3 separate regions of the Mus musculus genome follow, and all the other regions are linked to region 2. Evidence: chromatin loops called from intact Hi-C (ENCODE). Cell type or tissue: heart. All regions are shown on one strand.

Region 1 (8,000 bases), 92 kb before region 2:
GAAAAGAAAAGAAAAGAAAAAGATGATTGTAATTCCATAATTAGGCAAATAGCACCAAGGACTAACTGGGGTAAGGGTGCTGTTACTCTGACCTTAGCAAAGGGACTCCATGATTGAGTGTCTGTGTGTACATGGGAGCTGGTGCACGTAGAACTCAGTGGTCAAACTCAGGCATTGTTCCTCAGTTGCTGTTCACCTCGTCTCTTGAAATAGCCTCTCTCATTGGCCTGAAACTTACTGATTAACTAGCCAGAGTGGTCAATGACCCCTAAGGATCCACCTGTTTCCGCCTTCACAGCACAGACTGTAAGTGCATATACCACCACACACCTGTTTGTCTTTGTTCCTCAGTTTTGAGGATTGAACTCGGGCATCATGCTTTCATGGCAAGCACTTCACTATCTCCCTAACTTTTATGCTGACCACATAAAAAAGCATCTTTGTTCCATAAAATTAGAGCCCTGAACAACTAGCCTTAGCCAACAGAGATATTTTTGTCAAGCAAAGGACAAAAGATATGAGCTATTTTTATCATGCCTGATAAACACCAAGTGATAATGTTGATGGCTATGCTAACACAGAGTTAGCAGGAAAGTGAACTGGCTGTGTAGATCCACCTGTGACATTGTGGACACAATCGGACTTCCAAAAGAGTTTGCTCCCATTAATCAGTTATAAATAAATCTCTCTCCGTTCCAAGATTCTGTGGAGCCATGTTTCCTGCCTCCTGCCCATACAGTGGCTTCCTTAGGGTCTGTTCTATGTGAATAACTGGACAGGTTCTAGTACTTATTTCCATGGAGGGAATATACAATATACACACCACACAGATAAATAAGTAGCTTTGTGAGAAGCCTGAAGAAAAGCACCAAGTGACAAAATGTGCTACACTAAGGTTGCCATGGAGATGAGGCAAATGCAACAGGACAGCACTTCATACTACAATACACAAAGACCATCTGGGTAGGAGAAATTTGATTTTGTAGGACACTCAGCTCACATTTCGGTCAGTTTTTCCCACACAGTTTTATGAACTGTGACTGTGTGATATTGTCTAATATGCTCAAACACATGTTAGATTAGATTTGTAGAATTTAAGATTCTACAAAGCAGTAGGAATGTGACATAGCTCAGTGGGGCAGCACCTCACCTACCATGTGTGAGGTATTAGGTTTAATCCACAGCACTGAGAGGCAGTCAGAAAAAAATTCTTAAAAATTGGGCATAGCCTAGAAGGAACCTACTATTGCACTAAATGGTTATGTCACCAAACTTCTTTCTAAATATTTCTGTTTATTCACATAGATTTGTGCTGCTCTTAACCTTTGTTAAAGAAACTTCTTGCAGTGAGGAGTGTTCATGCAGACTTATAACAAGTCAAAGTCCTGAGAATAAATGACTGAATATCAACATTTATACTAACTCCACCCTCAAGGCTCAAGAAACATCTTGGGAGAAGGAGCAGAAAGACTAAGAGCCACAGGTGAGAGGAAACCTGCACTTTCTCTTTGGGAGTCTGGGTTACCTCATTCAATATAATCTTTTCTACTTCTATCCATTTACCTGCAAACTTCCTTCTTTACAACTGAATAATATTCTATTATGTATATGTACTACATTTTCATTATGCATTCACCTGTTGAAGGACATTTAGTTTGCTTCTATTTCCTGGCTATTATAAATAGGGCTGAACAAATGTCTGAAACAGGATGCCAAGTCTCTTAGAGAATATGGCAAGGAGTGGTATAGCCAGGTAGGGTAATGCATTTTAGGTTTCTTTTGCTTGCTTGTTTGTTTTTTTGAGGATTCTCCATGGTCTCTCTCATCTGTGATTCCTAACTCCAAATCCTAAGATTTGAGCATACAACAAAAAGTATCCAAAGAAACCATGAAATTATAAAGAGAATAGAAGAGGGTTTGGGGAGTCTGGAGAAAAGGAGTGAGACAGGTGATGAGAAACAGGGAAATGGAATGACAGGGACAGGGTTCCAACTGGGCAAGAAGGAGGGCGGTCAATAATGCTCAGGAAACATCTTGGAAAGTATTCAAAAATGTGGGCCAGAATACCAGGAAGTCTCTCCTAGAAATGGCTGCATAAACAAGATCAAAACCAAAGCAGTATCAATGGGCACATTAATATGAAAGAGGAAAACTTCTGGGTGTCCCAACTCTAGATAAGTAACTAAAGGCAGCTAATGATAGCTGGGAGAAGAACCGGCCTTTCCCATGGATGAGTCCCATTACTGATTGTCCAAAGCAGAGTGATCAGCCCCAACAAAATCGGACTCAGTGGGTTGTACTTATATGTGGGTGTACTTATATGTACACATGAATACATACATATATACACACACATACATATGTATACATATAAACACACATATATATATACATATACATACACACATACACACATACACACATACACACGCACACACACACACACACATATATAGCAATTATCAAAGAAAAAGAGGTTATCTACTTGAGAGAGGGGAGCATAGCCTGGCAGGGTCTGAATGAAGGTCATAGGAAGGAACTAGAGGAATGAGGGGATAAAACTGACATAGCTCCATTACAATTAAAAACACATTAATAATCAATTTTAGCTGGACAGTGGTAGTGCACACTTTTAATCCCAACACTCAGGAGGCAGAGATAGGTGGGTCTCTTGTGAATTCAAGGTCAACCTCGTCTATAAAGAAAAGCCAGGGCTACATAGAGAAAGCACATTTCAAAGAAAAAAGAAAAAGATTAAAGGATTGTTAGCTGAGTGGTGGTGGTCCATGACTCCCAGCACTCAGGAGGCAGAAGCAGGTGAATCTTTTTGAGTTCAAGGTCAGGCTGATCTACAGAGTGAGTTCCAAAACAGCCAGGGCTACACAGAGAAACTCGGGCTTGAAAAACTGAAAAGAAAACACAAGTCCTTAAGTGCCACAGAACAGGGAGGAGCACTGTAAAATGCCATCTTCTGGATAGGACATGGTCATTGCACGCCAGGATTCATAGTAGCTGTGGCTGCCAGCAAAAACATGCAGAACATCAAGCCTATTAAAATTCCAACCCAGGGGGCGGGGGATGTTCACAGGGCTCCAGCCCTAGCTGAGGAGCTACTATGAGTTGATGGCGCTGGGAGGCAGAAGGGTTCTCTTTCCTTTGCAAGTATGGCCACTGAAAGGCTGCCCACACCTTTCATACAGGTTTCAGATGTGACTTGGGGAGAGGGAGAAGTTGAGAGGGGAAATATGGTGGTCATTAGTTGGGGAGATGAGTTCAGGTAGAAAGGAGTAGATCTGACCAAAATACATTGTATATGTGTATGAAATGCTCCCAGAACAAGAAGTATTAAGAAAAGTGAACAAAAGATTTTGAGTAGTATTTAAAGATATAGAGATGCCTAACATACACACACACAAAGGTGGTCTGTAATTTATCATCTCAGAATGCATATCAAAACCACAAAATGTCACTTCACCTTTCAACTGTTTTTAGCCATAAGAGTTGCTTATATAACCCAAATATGAGGCCTGTATCATATACATAATTTCCAAATAGTGTCTTATATTCTTTTAAGATAAAAGTGTTTATTTTTGTAATTTGTCTGTTTAATCGATTTTTCTTTTGGTTTTTTATTGTCTATTAGATGTTACATTTAAGAAAATGTGTTTTCATATGCACTGGCTAATTTTATATCAACCTGAGTCACACTAGAGTCACTAGAGAGGAAAGAACATCAACTGAGAGAATGCCTCAGTAAGATCAGATTGTAGGCTCTAGGACATTGTCTTAGTGACTGATGTGTAAGGGCCAAGCCCATTGTGGACACAGCCCCCCTCCTCACCCTGGGCACACGATCATGGGTTCTAGAAGAAAGCAGGCTGAGTAAGCCTTGGGGAGCATGACAATAATAAGCAGCACCCCTTCATAGCCTCTGTATCCGTTCCTGCTTCCAGGTTCCTGCCCAATTTAATAGTGAACAGTGACACAGATGTTTAAGATAAATACACTCTTTCCTTCCCAGGTTGCTTTGGTCATACTGTTTCATTACAGCAATACTAACCCTAAGATATCATGTTAGAGTGTTTGAAGCTCAGCCTCCCACCCTAATCTCCAGATTCCCTGGGATTGGAGTTGTTGTTAATCACCATGTGGGTGCTAGAAACTGAACCCAGGTACTCTGCAAAAGCAACAAATACCCTTAATCACTGAGCCAATGCTTCAGCCCTCCTTTGATCCATTTTGAGCTATAGGGTATAGAGCAGAAATCTCTTCTTGTCTACTGGCTATTTAGAGGTGTTAATAGCTGACCTGTCCCTTTTCCACCCAATAGTCTTGGTGCATTTTTTTCATGTCTGTGGTATGCATGCACGCATGCAACTGTGTGAGCATAAGTGTGGCAGTAAGAAACCAACATCCAGTTTCTTCCTTAACCCTCACTTGGACCCAGGGCCTAGGCTAGACAGCTTAATCCAGGATTCCTGTCTCCATCTCCCACAAGCAGATTACAGGGAAGCTGCTATGGCAGTCTGGCACTTACTTGGGTATTTAAGATCCAAACTATGGTGTTCAAACTTGCATAATAATTACTCTACCTGCTGTGCCATCCCTTCAGGTCTCAATAGTCTTAGTATTTCTGTCCCCAATAGTCAACCACACTGAAAGAAAGAAAGAAAGAAAGAAAGAAAGAAAGAAAGAAAGAAAGAAAGAAAGAAAGAAAGAAAGGAAGGAAGGGAGAGAGAGAGAGAGAGAGAGAGAGAGAGAGAGAGAGAGAGAGAGAGAGAGAGAGAGAAAGAGAAAAAAAACAATAACAACAAAACAAAACATCACATGAGCTAATTTCTAGACTTTCAATTACAGCCCATGTAGGTTCCTATAGAAGCACTATACAGTTTGAATTGCCAAAGCTTGGAATTTAATTTTTAGATGATTAAAATGAGAGACTTACGCATTTGTTATCCTCTTTCAAGACTGAGAAGCTATTTTCTTGCATTTTTTACAGGAAATTGAAAAAACAATGTGTGCTATAAAATATTAACCTGGCCTGAGAAAGGTTAAGTGTGACACTCTCTTCAGCCTTTTAAGAAGCTAATTGCTGAGTCTTTAGAGTGCTCTGGCTGATGGATATGTCTCTAGGCTATACCACATGATTCATGATAGTTGTGTGGTTACTGTATGAGCCTCAAGCCATGCAGAATGATCTTTATCTACTAAAAGGAATAGAAATAAAGGATGTCCACATGGGTAGCCAACTTGTGAACATAAATAGTCCCAGTAAAAACTGAGGATCTCAAGGCTCACGTGAGTTTGTTTAACAGTAGTTCATGTGTGCTAATATATACAATTGCTAGAAGGAGTATTGTCCCACAGGCAAGACAGCAGAAGTTATACCTGGTACTCTCCCACCCCAGCTCCTGTCTCCCCTTGATGTTTTAATACCCATTCATTGAAATCAATTACAAACAGGATTTAAACAACTTTGCTAGTCTGCATTCAAGTAAATTACTGAATCTGAGGGTGGTCTTAGAGAACTCTAACTTGAAAAATCGTTTAAAGCAGAGATCATTTGCCAGGTAGTAAAGATCTTTTACTCCCATGGTATCTGAAAGCTCCAATTAGGCTAATGGCTGATTTCTGTGGGCTGCTGTCTTAAAATACAACTACACGCAAGTGAACCTTCACTATTGAGCATCATTAGAGGGTTCCAAGCCATATCTAATAGAAATTTTCCAGTAAGTGGCCTTAATCAGATTAGCATTACTCAAGGTTTATTCAAAGTATACAATATCCTGGTCTGTCAAAAAGGAGAAATGTAATATTTCCAACCACCTTCCCAGCAACAACTCTGATGGTGGACTAGAAAGGGTGGACATCTCAGCACTGGTTTACAAAAGTGGTTTTCTACTTAGGGGATCTATGGAACCCTATGTATTCTTACAAAATTACTGAATGTCAGAAAAAGTCATTCTGTGAGTTACACCTATAAAACATGTACCACAGTAGAAAATTATATTTTGTTCACTTTAAAATAATAAATTCTGAAGACATCAAGATAACTCAGCAGGCCAAAGTACTTACAACATGAACCCAGTGACTTGATTTCAATCTCTGGGACAGATGTAACAGTGGACAAAGAAAACCAACTGTATTAAGTTGTCCTCTAGCCTCCATATGTATACCACAGCATGCATGCACAATTTTGTTTACAATAACAAACATATTTAGGGACAGAAATACTAAGACTATTGAGACCTGAAAGTTGGCAGCACGTAGTGTAATTATTATACAAGTTTAAACACCATAGTTTGGATTGTAAATACCCATTCCTACAATAACAAATCACTTTTGAAAATGACAGTATTGTTTTCTAAAGTAAAGGATGAGTATGCCAATGTTTTCTTTGAACTTTCTTACTGTTGGGAGCCGCCCCCACATTCGCCGTTACAAGATGGCGCTGACATCCTGTGTTCTAAGTGGTAAACAAATAATCTGCGCATGTGCCAAGGGTATCTTATGACTACTTGTGCTCTGCCTTCCCCGTGACGTCAACTCGGCCGATGGGCTGCAGCCAATCAGGGAGTGACACGTCCGAGGCGAAGGAGAATGCTCCTTAAGAGGGACGGGGTTTCGTTTTTTCGCTCTCTTGCTTCTTGCTCTCTTGCTTCTTACACGCTTGCTCCTGAAGATGTAAGAAATAAAGCTTTGCCGCAGAAGATTCTGGTCTGTGGTGTTCTTCCTGGCCGGTCGTGAGAACGCGTCTAATAACAATTGGTGCCGAATTCCGGGACGAGAAAAAAACTCGGGACTGGCGCAGGAGGGATACTTCATTTCAGAACCAGAACTGCGGATCACGTTTATAAAGGTTCCCGTAACACAGACTGTTGAGAAGGATTCAACTGCCGAATTCAGAACTCATCAGCTGGGGAACGACGGTGATAAAGGTTCCCGTAACACAGACTGTTGAGAAGGATTCAACTGCCGAATTCAGAACTCATCAGCTGGGGAACGACGGTGATAAAGGTTCCCGTAAAGCAGACTGTTAAGAAGGATTCAACTGTATGAATTCAGAACTTTTCAGCTGGGGAACGAGAGTACCAGTGAGTACAGCTTTACGAGGTAAGCCCGATCTTGAACTTTCTAACGAAATTCAAGACAGTCTATCAGAAGTAAAGTGGAATATGTTTGGCCTTGAATTTTTTCTGGTGTTAGGAGCCCTTTTGTTCCTTTTCACATGTTATCAAGTGATTAAGATAGGGCTGAAAATTCTAGAGGAAATTCAGGACAAGCTATCAGAAGTAAAGCGGGGAGAGAGAGTAGGAACAAAGAGGAAATATGGTACACAAAATAAGTATACAGGCCTTTCCAAGGGTCTTGAACCCGAGGAAAAGTTAAGGTTAGGTAGGAATACCTGGAGAGAGATTAGAAGAAAAAGAGGAAAAAGGGAAAAGAAGAAAGATCAATTAGCGGAGGTCTCTAGGAGATACTCGTCACTAGATGAGCTCAGGGAGCCAGCTCTTAGTAGCTCTGAAGCAGGTGAAGAATCCTCCTCTGAGGAAACAGACTGGGAGGAAGAAGCAGCCCATTACCAGCCAGCTAATTGGTCAAGAAAAAAGCCAAAAGCGGCTGGCGAAGGCCAGTTTGCTGATTGGCCTCAGGGCAGTCGGCTTCAAGGTCCGCCCTATGCGGAGTCCCCGCCCTGCGTAGTGCGTCAGCAATGCGCAGAGAGGCAGTGCGCAGAGAGGCAGTGCGCAGACTCATTCATTCCCAGAGAGGAACAAAGGAAAATACAACAGGCATTTCCGGTCTTTGAAGGAGCCGAGGGTGGGCGTGTCCACGCTCCGGTAGAATACTTACAAATTAAGGAAATTGCCGAGTCGGTTCGTAAATACGGAACCAATGCTAATTTTACCTTGGTGCAGTTAGACAGGCTCGCTGGCATGGCACTAACTCCTGCCGACTGGCAAACGGTTGTAAAAGCCGCTCTCCCTAGTATGGGCAAATAT
Region 2 (8,000 bases):
ATTTATTGCAAAGTTGCAGGGGGTGAGGAGACAAATCTGGTGGCCATTTATTCCCACCTAAACTGAAGTCACCGTTCAAGCACTCCTATTTTTAATCCTCTTAGAGGAACTTTCTTAGAATGATCTCCAACAAATAGGACAATTTAGGAAGAAAAGATAAAAGTCAGGACAATATTGAGACAAAGGAATTTGAATCATCATTTCATTCACTTGCAACCTAGCCAAGAATATCATTAAGTATTAGCATCATACTCTAAAAGCAAAGCTATCCTCCCGAAAAAGATCACGAGCTATGCCTTATTGTACTGTGTGCATGGTATCATGTCATGGCCACTTCATTCAAGAAAAAACAAACAAGGGCTGGTGAGATGGCTCAGTGGGTAAGAGCACCCGACTGCTCTTCAGAAGGTCCAAAGTTCAAATCCCAGCAACCACATGGTGGCTCACAACCACCTGTAATGAGATCTGATGCTCTCTTCTGGAGTGTGTCTGAAGACAGCTACAGTGTACTTACATATAATAAATAAATAATAAGTAAATAAATCTTTAAAAAAAAAAAAAAAGAAAAAGAAAAAACAAACAAAAGAACTAAGTAGCTCCTTTAACCTTTCAAGTAAAGACATCTTTTTCCTAAAAAAATTAACTCAATTCAGAAACAATAAAACCATCCAATTTACCTTCAAAGTAAGGAATTTTTCCAAAAAAAAAAAAAAAGGAGGGAGGGTTTGTTTTGAATACTTTAATCTATTGAATATTTAATAGTAAATATAGTTTGTGTTCATTTAACAAGCTCAGATAACAAGCCATATCAAAAATATTGATAAAATTACAGCCAAACTAGATTAAAACCACAAGGGAAGAACTACATATAGCTTCAGGTATATTGGGAAGTGTGCTTAGTTTTTACCGCTTCCTGGGATAACCGAGCTACTAGATGAATTAGCCACAAATCTAACTGCCCATGTTCCAGTTCCTACCTATTATATATACAGAGGGAACTGACATTGCACCCCTAAACAGGGTTAGAGTTAGTACTGGAGTGGCCATATTGCAGTGAAAAGGCTAGCTAAATAAGCATATAATAAGAAAGGCCTCTACACTGGCAAACGTCTTCCTTTGATTCAACAAGCATCAAGTCATCCCAAGGGTATCTCAGGGTCACACACTTCTCACGTCTCACGCACACCCCATCTGTCCCTCATATACATCCCTCATTTTTTTCAAGGCTTGATCACTTATTTGTTACTCAAAGTTACTTTTGATTGGACTTAGTAGTAGAGGGTTTTAGCAAAGATAGCTATGTCTTTAGCAAAGACAGCTTGGCAATCAAGTCACTCTCTTGGACAAATGCTTAGCACAATCAACTGTCTGTTGCAGGACACATGGAGTAACGAGATGCTGAATCTTGCGTGGTTTAGTCCTGGATTCCTTATCTTCTTTATTAAGGGCTTTCTGACAATATACTAGCAAAAACCATCTTGTTTGAAGAGACTGAAAATTTTTAAGATTCTACTAGTTTTTGTGGGCCCCAACCACCAAGGCACAGTAGTATGGGTCAGTCCAGAAACATTTCTCCCCTACCTCTCTTTTACAACAACCAAGATTGCACTTATCTGCAATGCATCTGTAAACAGACTTGCACTTCTTCCTCTCTCCAGTGCCCCTTGTTCTATAACAAGGATGTTCCTTACTCAACAGCAGATACCTCCTGCTATGGGTTAAGACACTTTGCATCGTGAAAAAATCTTGTTGTTCCTACCACTGATTCAGACCACATAACCCTTCCACTTTTCACCCAGAGCATGAAGCAGCTACTTCTGTATCCATGTGTTTCTCAAAGAAAATATAAACCTTCATCATCTACTTCAAAGAGTAGAAATGGTTAGAAAGGAAAAAGGAGATACTCACTTCATCTCGACACAGCCAAGCAGCTAGGAGGTGCCATGAAAAAGAACCCTCACAATCTTAAAGAGACAAGTCTAGAATATCCTCCCTACCAAAAGCCTTCTTTTGTCTGCACTTTTGAACATTTTCCATCAGAGAAACTTTTCAGGAGTAAGGTTTTTCAGGATAAAAGCATGTATTTTACGTACTCTGGACAATTAAGTATCATATGCTTTGTGTTAAAAAAATAAATACGACAGGCACAAGAGCCTTAAAATGCTATGAGGACAGGGATTAGAATGTCTGAATCATAACTAAATTGTCAGAGTCCAAACGGAGCTATAGTCCAATGGTACACAAAATTTATGTGGATAGATACTATTCAGAATACATTAAAAAATACAAGTTATCAGTGGTTAAGAGCACTCTGCTCTTGCAGAGGACCTGGTTCAGTTCCCAGTACCACATGGTGCTTACAACCATCCCCAAACTCCAGTTATGGAGATTCAAATCCCCTTCTAATTTCCATAGGCATACATATGGTACACAAAGATACAGGTAAAACAAACATATATATGAAATTTTGGGGAGAAAAAACGAAAAAAAAACAGAAATATCTTGCTTGTTTAGCTTTAAAATATAGCAGAAAGAGACCCACAACCCTAGAGTACTCAGCCCATTTCTGGACAAGAATAGTTAGCTCACTGACAGCCTTCCTAGACAACCAGTGACAAATTCACTTATTGGACAAGTAGAATCCTAGAACAAGGATTCTATCAATTCTGCAGCAATGCTGTAACCTGCTCCCCAGTCCAAGGCCAAACAAAGTAGAGGAGAGAGGTGTGCTCACCTCCTCTTCCACGTCACAGAGAGAAGCCGAGTTAAGGTACCACCTCACGGTAATGGATGCCCTCATGTGGACTTCCTGGCTTCTCCCATGCGGACACAGAACTAGTACTACAAGACCCAGTATCGGAGCCCCCAAGAGCTTGAACATAACCAAGAACCAAGAGTGTGACCTTCCCTCAGCCTCAGTTTCCACACCTATAAAATATCAGTTCAAATATACAATAACATGGTGTGATTTTCTATAAATAAGAAGCACATTCTGGCATGTGAGTTGAGACTGATGCCTGGAATGTGCAGCCAGACCCAAGAAGATCTGCAGCAGCTGAGGGAACATGAGCCAGCAAAGGAATCTGATTTGGAGCCAATTCAAGGCGCCTAAAATTGTTCCACTGGTTTTATATTCTTGGCAAGGCCTGACCAGGCAAACAACTGCAATAGTTTCCACCTAGGATATCTGAGATTCCTTGCCTTTTTTCATAATTATCGCTGTTTCTAATTCATGATAATTAGGATGGGGACTTAACAGCAGGTAATTAAAGCAATTGCACAGTTTGCTATTATATTACAATGCCATACGTCCCTACTAAGAATGGACTCTATAGGAGGAACTAATGCCTGAGAAAGAAGGTCAACAGGTTCTTCCCCTAACCAAGGAAAAGCAGCTTCTTCATTCAAGTACTCCTCCAAATCAAGGCCAGGCCACTAGCCTGGTAAGAAAGGCATAGCATATAACTTTCTGACCAAACCTCTCTCAATCTCAAACCATTACCCAGCCTGGCACCTTCCTCCAGCTCAAGATATTCTATTGTCCCCTCTATAGCCTTGGGTATATGAGACCAAGGACAGTAATCTGAATCAGCTATAGCACTTTGCTACTAAGAACCAGAAAGCAAACTCAGCAAACATTCAAAGAATTTTTCCTTTCAAAGAAGCAACAAAATACCTAAATACACAAGCAGACTGATCAACAACCACCTTTGTGTTCATGTGTCATTCCTCACTTTTTAAAATAGGGTCTCTCCCTGACATGACCTTCCAATTAAATTAGACTGGCTAGCCAGTGAATTCTAAGGATCTGTCTCTGCCTCTCCAGCACTAGGATTGTAAGCACACACCACCATAGCTTTTACAGTTAAAAAAAAAAAAAAAAAAAAAAAAAGCCTCTGGGTGTCAAACTTGTGTTTACAATGCAACCTCCCCAGCTTCCCATGCACTTTGTCACAGGGATAATACAGACAACTATATAGCAAACAGCCAAGCAGAGGTGCACTTCCTGATCAAAAATAATAATCAGCACAACAGGAAGCCCTACCATCCCTTTGTGAAAAGCTCAGACTATGGAAGCTAGTATTTCTCCAACACGCTCAAAGATAAGGGAGCCTGGCCAAGGAGAACAGAGCTGCCGCAGACTCATCGCTCAGCTATCAACACAGAGTACAAATTCATCCTAGTCTGCACATCACTTGGTATAGGAGAGATAGAAAGAAGCCAGCAGCTAGCACCACCAAGCTCTTCATAGGGCATCAAAATCCCTTCACAGACAAAGGCCTAATGACCTTTCCAGAGGGTCTGGGGCTCTTCTGCCAAGGTATCTCACTCTGGCACAGAGCTATCATTCAGAACTCTTTGTCTAACACAGGAGCCAGTAGTCACCTGTGACTAAAGGACTATACTTATAATTTCTTTTCAAATGCATTGTCATTAAATATTTTAGTTCAATTTAATGTGCCCCAAGGAGTACCGCTGCCATGGACATCTCTATCCAATCGAATAAGAATGTAAATAGATGCCACATAAGAGGAGAAACCAATCTCACCAAGTTGTCCTCCGACCTCCACACACACACACACACACACACACACACGTGCTGCTGTACCACAGGCACACCCACACCCACATACATGCAGAATACGTGTAATTTAAAAAGAAATGTCCACCACCTCTGAGTTCTTCAAATTAAGTCAACAAAGGAAAAGGACTTTGGCAGCATGAGAAAGCAGTGCAATAAGAATGCAGCCTAAGTCAAACAGACCTCGCTGTGTGATCTGGGATGTATGTGGAAACCAGGTGAGACCTCAAGAATGACATCTGCCCTGTAATTCTGAATCAAGGTGTCTCATTCACCAGGAGGGGAGTACCCAGGAATCTTCTGCCTGTTAGTGCCTCCCCAGCACTGGGACTGTAGATGTTAACCACCATGCATGGCTCTTTATGTGGGTTCTAGTTCAGGTACTTACGTACCAAGTGCGTCAGCAAATTGGTATCACCCCAACCCCCGCTGTCTTCGACACCTAGTCTATTAACAAGTAAACACCGGTGACTTTGGTGTCTTCCACTTAGGATGAGTGACCCCAATGTCCACCCAGTGTGGTGTCAGGGTCAGAGACGACATCACCAACATTTACTACTACTTCTAAACTAACGAATAGTTGTTCATTCTATGCAAGAGAAAAAGGCAATTGCCTGTTTCCAAACTCACACACACAAAATAATAATAATAATAATAATAATAATAATAATAATAATAATAATAATAATGGTATAGGTATACAGACAGTTTCCAGGACACATCTTGTGCCCCTCGATGAAATGTAAAATCTAAATTCTATTATGAAATTGTATAAGATTCGAGCCCTAGGTCAGCTCTGACAGCAAATATTTAGGTGACAAAACAGCAATTTGTGTACTGCTTTATTTTAGGAAAAATAGTTCAACCAGATGTTAAACAAAAGGAAAATGGTTTCAATCTTTCATCTAATCAAATAAGCTATCTTTTCTTTTTTTATGGTGAAGTAGAAAGTTTATTATAGATTTTTTTAAGGATTTAATTATTGTATGTGAGTATACTGTCTCTGTCTTCAGGCACACCAGAAGAGGGCATCGGCTCCCATTACAGATGGTTGTGAGCCATCATGTGGTTGCTGGGAGTTGAACTCAGGACCTCTGGAAGAGCAGTCAGTGCTCTTAACCACTGAGCCATCTTCAGCCCTTATAGCTATCTTTTCAAACTCAAAAAACTTAAACTTGCAGACAATCTTTCAGGGTTCAAATGATATCATCTTAGTAACTATTCTATAGCTGTGAAGAGACCATGATCAAGGCAGCTTATAGAAGAAAGCACTTATTAAGGCCATGCTTATAGTTTCAGAAAGTTAGTCCACGATCATGGTTAGTACAGGAACATGGCAGCAGCAGGCAGACAAGCACGCATGGTTCTAGAGTAATAATTGGGAGCTTACATAGTGATCCAAAAACAGGTGACAGAGAGAGAACCAGACTAGACCTGGCCTAGGCTTTTGAAACCTCAAAGTCCATTCCCAGTGACACACTTCCTCCAACAAGGCCACACCTCCTATTCCTCCCCAGTCCAACTGGGAACCAACCGTTCAAATAGATGAGCCTCTGGGAGCAATCTCATTTAAACTACTACATATTTCTAATGAAGGAGCAAGCTGTTGTGCCGTTCTTCCTTCTTAGATCATTTTTACTTAAGCTTACACCAGTAAGAGGCCTTTATACTAACTTCTTTGCAATTATAGAATGGAGATAAAGATGCTGTGTCAGCAAATGTCAGTTCTCGAAGACATGTCCTACCAGATTTAGGTATGCTTCAAAGGTTAACTTACTTGGGATGTGTGAAGTTACAGATTTAAACAAGGGTTTGTTAAGCTTTTCTTACTAGAATTTTAGAATCCTCCAATACAAAGCCATCCACAGGTTCAACTGAAGAACACAACCACACTGCATGCATACCTCACAGAAAGCCAATCGGAACAGAGCCACATCCAACAATATCTTGGCTTTGTTATTTAAAATCATATGACATTACCCTCCCAACAACAGAAACCATGGCTCACCTTGTCACCCAAGGGACCTCTAGGAGATAAAATACTGCTTAGACACCCAATGTCACAGGTTATTTTTTTCCCTTAAGGAGGTTGCACTGAATCAATCTAGTCATGTTTTAGGGCAATGAGCAGCTCTGGGTATGAGGAACTTCAGCACTAAGCTGTCCACTCTTTTCTTTCTGCTTTATCCCAGATTGATAAAACCTCAAATTACTACTCCGCTCCTGTTACATGCTTTTTAAAAAACTGTCATTTGTCCTGGGTTCTAAACCTGGGACAATTTTCAAAATAATTTTATCAATTAAATTATTAGGTAGTAGTGCATAATTTGAACCTCATGAAAAATTTAAACTTAGATTGTAATAACTGCTGTTTACATCACAGATTAACAAATGAACACTTTTAATTCCTCTAATGTATTTTTAGATGGGGCCAATTCCATAAACAAACCAATACTGAAGCGAAAAGCATCTTCAGTCCAAGGTAGTTAATGCATTTTATTCCCAATTTTTTCCTCTCCCCGGTATGAAATCTCTAATCTATGGTCTTGAGGAAAAGTGTCATTAGTGTTTATGTCTTTGCCTTCTCCCCAGGGGGACAGTGAGACTCCCTAGTCACATAGCAATCTCACTGAACATACAGCAATCATGGTATGCTGGAACCTAAACCAGAAATCAAATCTGAGGCAAAGAATCTCAGATTCCTCACTGGTAAAAGTTTCTCAAGTGAATATGGTTAGGACTAATGCTGCAGCACATTATTAAGGATGGGGCACTAGAGGCCAAGGCAGGGAGTAACTTGCATCACCTAGGCAGAAGAGCAAGACCTTGTCTCTAAAGTAAAGCAAAGCTGTGTATCCAATATACAGTCAGGTGATCAGCAAATGTAAACTTCGTCCTTGGGAGAAGCAGTTCACCACAAGGATAATATGCTTTGTGGCTTTTTCAAATAATGAAGTTTATGCACAAAAATTTTAATGGGCTTTCGCTAAATAGTATACTCTTGATGTAATACTTATGGATATGAAAATTAGAGGACTGCTGTGGTTTCAAAGTCAAATGACCTCCATGGACTCCTGTGTTTAAATGCTTGGTTGCATGTTAGACAACAAATGGCTGGGAATGTGTGGTGAGACTACCAGATACTGCCAACAGAGACAGGGTAGCCCCACCTCATTGCGACAAAGCCTGAGAAGGAAAGACGCACAGACTATCCAAGGGATTAAGGACATTCCACCTAAATTTTCTAATAGCCTGCTGAAGGCTAAGGATGGACAAGCTGAGAGCCATCTAGACAGACTCCCTCCCCCTCCACCCCAACTATATAAAAAATCACTTTGCTGTTCAAAACCAGGAATGAGATGAGCCAGCACTGAGTACCAACAGAACAACTATCTTCAAGGCACTGGGTTTGGTGAGG
Region 3 (8,000 bases), 120 kb before region 2:
CTGTCTGAAGCCTGAAGCCCAGTCTCCACTGTTGATTAGATGTATTACTATGCTCCTCCTGACTTCCCTCCACTCACCACACATCCAGTCTATGAACCACCTCAGACCACACAGTCCTCACTGCTACTGCAGCCACGCCTTGCTTAAGCCTGCTGTCTAGAATACCTCTCAGGAGTCACAAGCTGGGCCCTAGGAGCATCCCTCCACCTGCTTGCACTCTGTGCCTGCTCTTGCTTCCTGTTCTGGCACCTTTCTTCTCTTCTCTCAGAATGAATGCCCTGAGCTTCCATTTTCTAATAAAGGGATAACCCAGCATCACTCACCTAACAGGAGACTGTTTAACATATCATCTAGCATAGAATATTCCCCCAATAAATGAGCACTATCGCTGTGTTGTTACTGTTTATATATGATCACTTTGATTTCCTATGAGCCTTTAAGCTCTATACAGAAGAGGCTCCTCACAAAAGCCACATGAGGGCCAGGTACAGGGGCTCACCCTCCATCTATTTAGTGGACAGACAAGTGAGCCAGTGACAGAGACATGTGGCATATAATGACATTATACTTGAAACTAATTCCATTTGCTTTAGGCAGTGGTCAGAAGGAATGTCTCAGATACTTGGCTTCTGGTGTTCTCAATTTCCAGAGATTCAGAGCCATTCACATCTGTCCTACATACTTTGCAGTCAGTTACAAAAGGTCCAAGATAGACAAAATACATGGGTATTTAGGACTCATTAATTCATGAGACCGCATAACTTTGTTCTGCAAGTGCCATCTTGGAAAAGAAAGAGCAATAGTTGAGCTGGAGGGAGACTACTGACTGAAGGCATAAGCCCTGCATTATATACCACTCAAAACCACCCTACTCCAGCATCATGCGCAGATCCAAGTGTCCCACACTCAAGGTCAAGTGTGGAATGACTAAAGCCTCACTGAGACAAATACCAAAGAGTACTGTGCCGGAGATGGATCATGTTCTTTGTTGTCCTGGTACCCTTTGTAGAATAAAGATGTCCTCAGCTTTCAATCTCTCCTTCCCAGAAATCTTAATAGCCAAATTTCAATAGGTCAAGCTAGCTCACTGAAGGAGGCACTGCGAAATATAAAGTACAACAGAGGACAACCCATGCTGTTTCTTGGAAAGGACATTGTGCTTTACAATAAAACCAGAAGTGAGAGTGTGCATTGTTGGCTCAGTAACTTTTTAGTTGACCCCACATATCATGCTTTATCTAATGGGGATCAAGAAGAAACTGGAGAATTTTCAAACACTGAACATTCTCCAGCCGCCAAGCACTTTTATACACACTAATAGCATTGAAGTTAAATGATGAAGTTTTTGTCTTACAGGTGAAAAAAAATGTTATTCATAAAATAAAAGCTGAGTCCAAAATCAGCAGCAGGCACTTGACACTGCCAGGATTCATTGAAGGGCTTCGATGAGATCCTCACACATTGCAGTTCCTAACATACAATAGCAGGTAAGTACTTACTCACAATGCAAATTAGGGACAAGAGCTGGCCCTGCAGGTGCGAACCAAACACAGCCTGCTTCATACTCAGTAGATGGCTCAGTGACTCCATGCATTCAAGTTTGCAAAAGTATGACCTCATTCCAGACTCAGAAACCTAGGCTATGAAATGATGCTACCTACCACTTCTTTAAGTGGAAGAAGAGAAACTGAATAGATACATTCAGAATTAAAGGACCAGACCCACCTATTTCTTCATGAACTTTGTGGGAGCTCAAGGAAGGACTGCCCATTGCGCCGTCATCAACCTTTACGGCCCCAAGTTCCCCAGCTCTCCATCACCTTCTCCTCCTAGCCCAGTAGCCTCATGTTTTGGAGATAATGCCATTCTGCTCATAAACGGGTCATAGTTTATAGGAATGCAGTCTGTCAAGATGGCCTACTCATGAGTAGGCTTCTTGCATATAAAATTGGAAGGTCACCGACTTTCCACCAACCGGATGCACATCACTGAATAGCGACAAGAGCGGTTGGAAATTCTGAGATGATTGTTATGGGCTCCTTAATTCAGGGTTCCTGACAGATTGCTTGTATCAGTGTCTCTTCCTGGGTAAGGGTACTGTGCACGGGGAGGTACGGGTGAGAGAGACACAGTGCGTTATGAGGAAGATCCAATGTGCTTCTTGGTGTCATAAGATGTCCCTGAGTTGGCTTGTATTGACTCTGATTAGTCAGCAATCTAAGTGACATGGTTTAAGATTGTACTGACAAAGACCAGTTGGAGTAAGGATGAAGGCTCTTTAATAAAAGGTTCTATAAAGGACAATGAATACAGTACTTGACCCCTGAGAGAATAGCCTATAAACCTCACAATTTTACTCCAAGCTTAGAAATCATCTAAGGGCAGATAGAACTAAGACAAGTTTCCTTCCCACAAGTTTACAGCCCTCTGAAAGAGGCACCTCAGGCAAATCCTTCTGAGGCATGTCCTGTTCTCCAGTCCCCAAAGTGACTGGAGAGGAAACATTTGAAAGGTCCACTACTTCCTGGGGCTCAGGTTTCTTGTTTTTGTTTTTGTTTTTGTCTTGTTTTGTTTTGTTCTATAGCTTCAAGCACAAACAGCAACCAGTTAGCTCAGCTCAAAAAAGTCCAGTCATGAACTTGTCTAAATAAATCCAGCCAACCCAAAACAAAGTTACCTGTTTCACATTCAGTGACCCGTTGTAGATGGACACATATGTAGCAATTGTGTTCATGTGGGAATCTTTAAAACAGTAACAATAGCAAGCCTTATTGAGCCCTTGCCTGGTTCTAGGTGCTACACTTGACCTTAAGTACAGCAGTGTCTGCATTCAACAGCTGCACAAATCACCGTGATCTCAATGTTATAACCAATAATTAAAAGAAAAAACTGAGTTTGTGGCATAAAAATGAAGTCAGATTTGGATCTTAACCTACTCGCTGTGTTCTGGAGTCTCACAAGGGCTGGTTTGGTTTTATACTCTTAAAAAAAAAATGACTAATTTCATTTAAATTTCTACCTTTGTAAATATCCCATCTAACCTGAATGTGTGTCCTTGACTTTCAGGTTCTTCCCACTAGCTCACAGAAACCCATGCTCTGCCATACAATTGTGCCAGGCAAGCCTGGAAATATATTGTAGTAAAATCACCATGGTGTCAAAGCTCAGTGATGTCTGACATTTTAAAAGCAGAATAAAACTGCTTACAAGAATGAATTGGATAAAAACTCTTGTATTTTAGTGCAAACAAAGGTCTCAAATATGTAAACTCAAGTTACCACAGAAAAGGCACATATATGCTAAAGATTCCACAAGGCTGATTAACTAGGAGAGCTGGTATTGTTGCAAATCCCAGTGCCAAATTTCCTTGAACTATGCCTATCATTTAGTAGGCATTCGTTGCCTAGCATTGAGTCTCACCTAGAAGCTTACAATGGCTACCTTTTGGAATATATTAATTCATTAGACCAGTAGCTTCTGAGCAACATAAAAGCATAGAATATCAACAGATAGCATCTCATTTCCCCAGTTAGAGGTAGCCCATCTACCTCAAGTTCTGACCAGTGTATCTAAAAAGTGCCTTGACTTACTATCTCTCTTGTTCTAAAACTACAACAAACTTCATGACGTCAGGATTAATGAAATCTAAAATGAGCCAATGGCCATATGTGGACCATTCAGAGCCAGTGCACTGAGTCATGACAGATGGTCCTCAGTCATCTGGCAGGACAGAACATGCCACTATTTTCTCCCTATTTTCTTTACAGCTGCTTATCAAAACCTATTTTTTCTCCTCAATATTAACTGCTAGCATGGTTAAGTCTATTATTCTAGACATGTGTTTATTATCAACTTGTAGTAAAAACATTTAAGACTACTTAAAACTATATATCCTCATACATGTACGTACACACACACACACACACACACACACACACACACACACACCTTCCTTTTATTGAAATCTAATGTTTGGGGAGGAAAAGCATCAGTGCCCCAATAGGCAACCCAAGAAGTTAGTTCTAAGTTGACCACCAGGGGGCAATAAAGAGCAACAGACACAAGTGCTGTATCACTCTAAAAACCACTATGGGTATTTTCTAAGTGTTTACAATCCCAGTAGTGCCATTATACTCATATAGAGGTTCAAGGCCTACAGAGTGCTCCTATATATGTGAATGTGTGAAAATGGAGTTCTATTTCCTAATATTTTAGCTGTACTCTCATTAGCTACTGAACTGCTTTCAAATGGATCTACTAATGCAGCTTTAACGGAGTTTATGGGAGAAAATATTAGATTCAGTGTAAAGTAGCCAGCCATAATATGCTATTATGTTATCCTACAAAGCTGGTTAAACACAGAGAAGAAAAATCAGCATGGTATTTACTTAGGAAATGTCTTTCAAGTTTGTTGCCTAGCTCATCAGTATTTGCCTTTAGATTGTTTTGAGAAGCAGACTAGGAAAACTGGATCTTATCTAGATTCCAGGGTAAGATACTTACTGCAAAGAATTAGACCTACTCAAGTTCTGTCACATCAACATGACAACTTTGCCACCAACTTCAATCTCCTTGCACAGAATTTAAAACTGGAAATGGAGAAGGAAACAGAGGTGCTCGCATACAATTGCTCTAAACATCATTAAAGTGTACTGAATTAATACTTTCTGCATGTTCTTCTTGGAAAAATAATGTAAATTGTATGATTGGTGAATCTTGGTGAGGATGGCTATTTCTGTGTTTTGTGGTTAAGTTTAGCTGTGTTCATTTTCAAGATGTGGGAGTAGGATCCAAAATATAAGGGATATTAATTTTGCTTTTTTGTTGGAACAATTGGTTTGAATCTGCACACAAGGGTCCGCCCCTTCTGAGCTCAGGATCATGAAATAGAGACTTTCATCTGCAGGGGGCAAAAATAGAACTTCTATTTTTTAAGGTGAGGGTGGCACTCAGTGAGAACTTCAGTTTTCAAGTTTTGAGGTCCTGTTCTCCTGTTATTAACTCCTTAATGTTTTTCTTTTATCAAAATTTAATCACTAATTCCAAAATTAGTATCTAGCAAGATACTAACTAGAGTGCACTGTTTCTGAAGGACAGTCAGCCAATTTGCATAAGACTTGGATACCTGTGCTTTAAGACCTAGAAGAGCACTCTTGAATGCTGGTGCTGTCAGCAATGTGTCTCGTCAGTAGTTGGTCTGTGTCTAAAGGAATAGAAGAAGTCTTGAGTAGGTGCAGACAGTGCTGCAGTATGGGTATAAGTACATATAAATCATAAGTCTTTTCCTCTATCTTCTTAGTCTTGTAAAACCTCACAAGTGGGTGTAGGGGTTCATACCTGTCATCCCAGAATTTTACAAATACTATGCCAGGAGAATGACCTTGAATTTGAGCCCAGCCTGGGCTAGATAAGTTTTAGGTGAGCCAGGACTTCTCACCTAGCTAGCTCCAGACCCTATAGCTAAGCAATGCAACATACACATGCATGCAACACACACACACACACACACACACACACACACACACACACTGTTGTTTGGTTTCTTTTCGTTTTGTTTTCCTATATGAAGGTCTCAAGGTCACCACAAAACAAGCATCCAAATACTAAGTTCCAAGAAAACATGTTATTATGATCATTTAGCCTGATCATTATTAAAGCAAGAATTATCCCAAAAGATACAAGTTGATCATGTTATCATGCTCATAAATTAAGAGGCACATAGAAAAGAACATTTAATGGAAGTGAATGTTTCATTTTCTGGTTTCTGAATGAAAAAAAAAAGTTGATTTCTGGCAAACCAACAAACATTAATTAGGTAACTATACACAATGCTTCCAGAAAATTTAACAAATAATATAATCCAATTAGTTCTTTAAAGTGCTATGAATATTGCTGAGTTGTAATGGTAATATGTCCATAATTAAAATTGTTACAAAAACATTTAAATTTTTAATCCCAAATTAACCATAAATGGATAGGAATGCAAACCGAGGTGTTAATATTTGGCACAATTTTCGTTTGGCATTTTTAATGTCTGGTTATTGTTTTCTCAGCAGAAGGATATCCCTGTCTTATTTCAAAAGTGAATTTTCAAGCACAGAATGACTTCTAGTATGTGAAAGCAATCTTAAGAGGTGTCTAAGGTATCTAAACATAAAAACTTAAACAATTCAAAACAAGCTTCTACCCAGGAATCAGCCTGCAGCGGTTCCACAATAAAACCTCACGGCCTTCACACACTATGGTAAGCACACATCACCAATCAAAAACTAACCACGGAACTAAAGGCCATGGGTGAGCTCAACTGTACTTTACCCTTAAGACCCTGTGCCAACATACACTGCTCAATTGGGGGACAGGGCAGGCATCTCAGAGACCCTAACCAAGTGGAATGGCTTCCATTTCCCAAACTGAGTAGATATTCTGAAAACTCTGGGAAGACTAGAGATCTAGCTCCTTGTCTGTTCTCTGGCATCCCTGTAACAGGGATGACATGTGAAGAATCAAGTGAATATAAAGGTGGCTTTGTTTTCCATTATCCAGGAAGGAGTAACAGAGATGGCAATTCAAAATGGTTGTTGTTTCAAGCCTTCCATGTTTAACAATTCATGCTAGGTCTGGTATCCTTGAAAATGGACAAGCAGCACCAGAGTCTGGTAACAATCCAGGAGAGTATAGTACACAGGATAAATGGGCATCAGGATCGTGTCCATTGCTGTGTAGGTTTGGGGTAGTCAAGTTTTATGCCCAGACATCACTCTGCTATGTATCTAGTAGAGTTGGCCAGTGGCTTTCAATCTGAGCCAAAGAAGGAGAACAGGTGCCATGGCAACCCACATCCCTGCAGAGCCTTCCAAGAGTCCCCAGGAAGCGCACACGTTACTTCTAGTCCTCCTGCTGCCAATGTCCCCACTTTCTTATGTTCTTATTTGTAGCTTTAAAAAATTCTTAAGGCAAGAAAGAAAATCTAAACACCAATTTGTATCAAGACTCTAGATTCTAACATGAGAGTCAAACAACAACTCGATAAACATACCTTATCCCTACCTGAAAAGCTATTTATCCTTAATATATACTAGCATGCTTCATTTAAAGTCTCCAAGGACCTCAAGTCACTGGAAGATGAGCACTACTGAGCCCTTCATAACATGCATGAAGAAAACAGACATAAGAAATAGGGTCTGAGCACCATAAAGTGATGCAGTCTCAGCCACCCCTCTTTTTTTTATTGAGATACTCTTAACATTTTAGATAAAGCAATACAAGTTTACCACTTCCTGAAACACACTGAATCAAAAGTGACGGTAACTGCATAGTCAGTGTAGGGTCAGTAGGCACTGCCACCTACTCACAACATCCCCCACTGGCTTCCCTTGTAAGTGTGACCTCTTATCTCCCAGCTTCTAAACAGCCTCTTGCTACTGCACTCCATCTTTACAATGCTTTCCATAATGAGAAGGGCTGCTCAGAGCATCTAACAGCCATTATTAACCACTTTCCACTTGATGAAACCCAATGTTGTTCTGAAAGAGGTGTGTAAGATTCACAGCCCCAGTGTTACCTGAACATACACGCAGGATTCCAGTCATGTTCTCAATGTTTCCATCCTCACCTACACCAAACTTTGAAACGTGAACCTTACATGGTATCAGGAGGCAGGGGCTTTAAGAGAGGGCTATGAAAGTAGAGGGCCCAGCTTTTATACTAGTTACTTTCCTGTTACTGTGATAAAACGCCATGACCAAAGAGACTCGGGGAAGAAAGAGGTTAATTTTGGATTATGGTTTCAGAGGGATAAGTATGTATGAGTCGGGAAAGCATGTAGCAGGCAGGGATGGCAGGACGGCATGGTGGCCAGAGCAGAAAGCTGAGACTGAACCATAAGAACAAAGAAGAGAAAACAAACTGAAGTGTGGTGAAAGGCTTTAAACTCTCAAATCCTGCGTCCAGTGACCTACTTCCTACAGCAAAGCCCCATCTAAATCCCCCAACAAACTGCC

The links. Hi-C counts contacts between places; a loop is a spot of excess contacts. Peaks named below come from ENCODE experiments on the same cell type or tissue, not always from the same donor. Only the 100,000 strongest peaks of a DNase experiment are listed, where the experiment ranks them.
Region 1: a loop joins it to region 2, with 2.2 times the contacts of the local background. A loop is called at or near these places in 2 of 42 quality-filtered maps.
Region 3: it touches region 2 in a loop (1.9-fold over the local background); 2 of 42 quality-filtered maps call a loop at or near these places.

The regions. Positions count from the first base shown.
Region 1 is chr13:9,438,306-9,446,305 of GRCm38, reverse strand. All of the region lies in intron 1 of Dip2c (disco interacting protein 2 homolog C), which reads right to left. Among named protein-coding and RNA genes, the nearest start is that of Dip2c, 170 kb to the right of the region's middle. In heart, no CTCF peak of the experiment used is centred here; a DNase peak (open chromatin) is centred at 3,015; H3K27ac peaks cover 256 bases.
Region 2 is chr13:9,345,945-9,353,944 of GRCm38, reverse strand. All of the region lies in intron 1 of Dip2c (disco interacting protein 2 homolog C), which reads right to left. Among named protein-coding and RNA genes, the nearest start is that of Dip2c, 73 kb to the right of the region's middle. In heart, no CTCF peak of the experiment used is centred here; a DNase peak (open chromatin) is centred at 3,074.
Region 3 is chr13:9,463,473-9,471,472 of GRCm38, reverse strand. All of the region lies in intron 1 of Dip2c (disco interacting protein 2 homolog C), which reads right to left. Among named protein-coding and RNA genes, the nearest start is that of Dip2c, 190 kb to the right of the region's middle. In heart, a CTCF peak has its summit at 4,044 (motif pointing right); no DNase peak of the experiment used is centred here.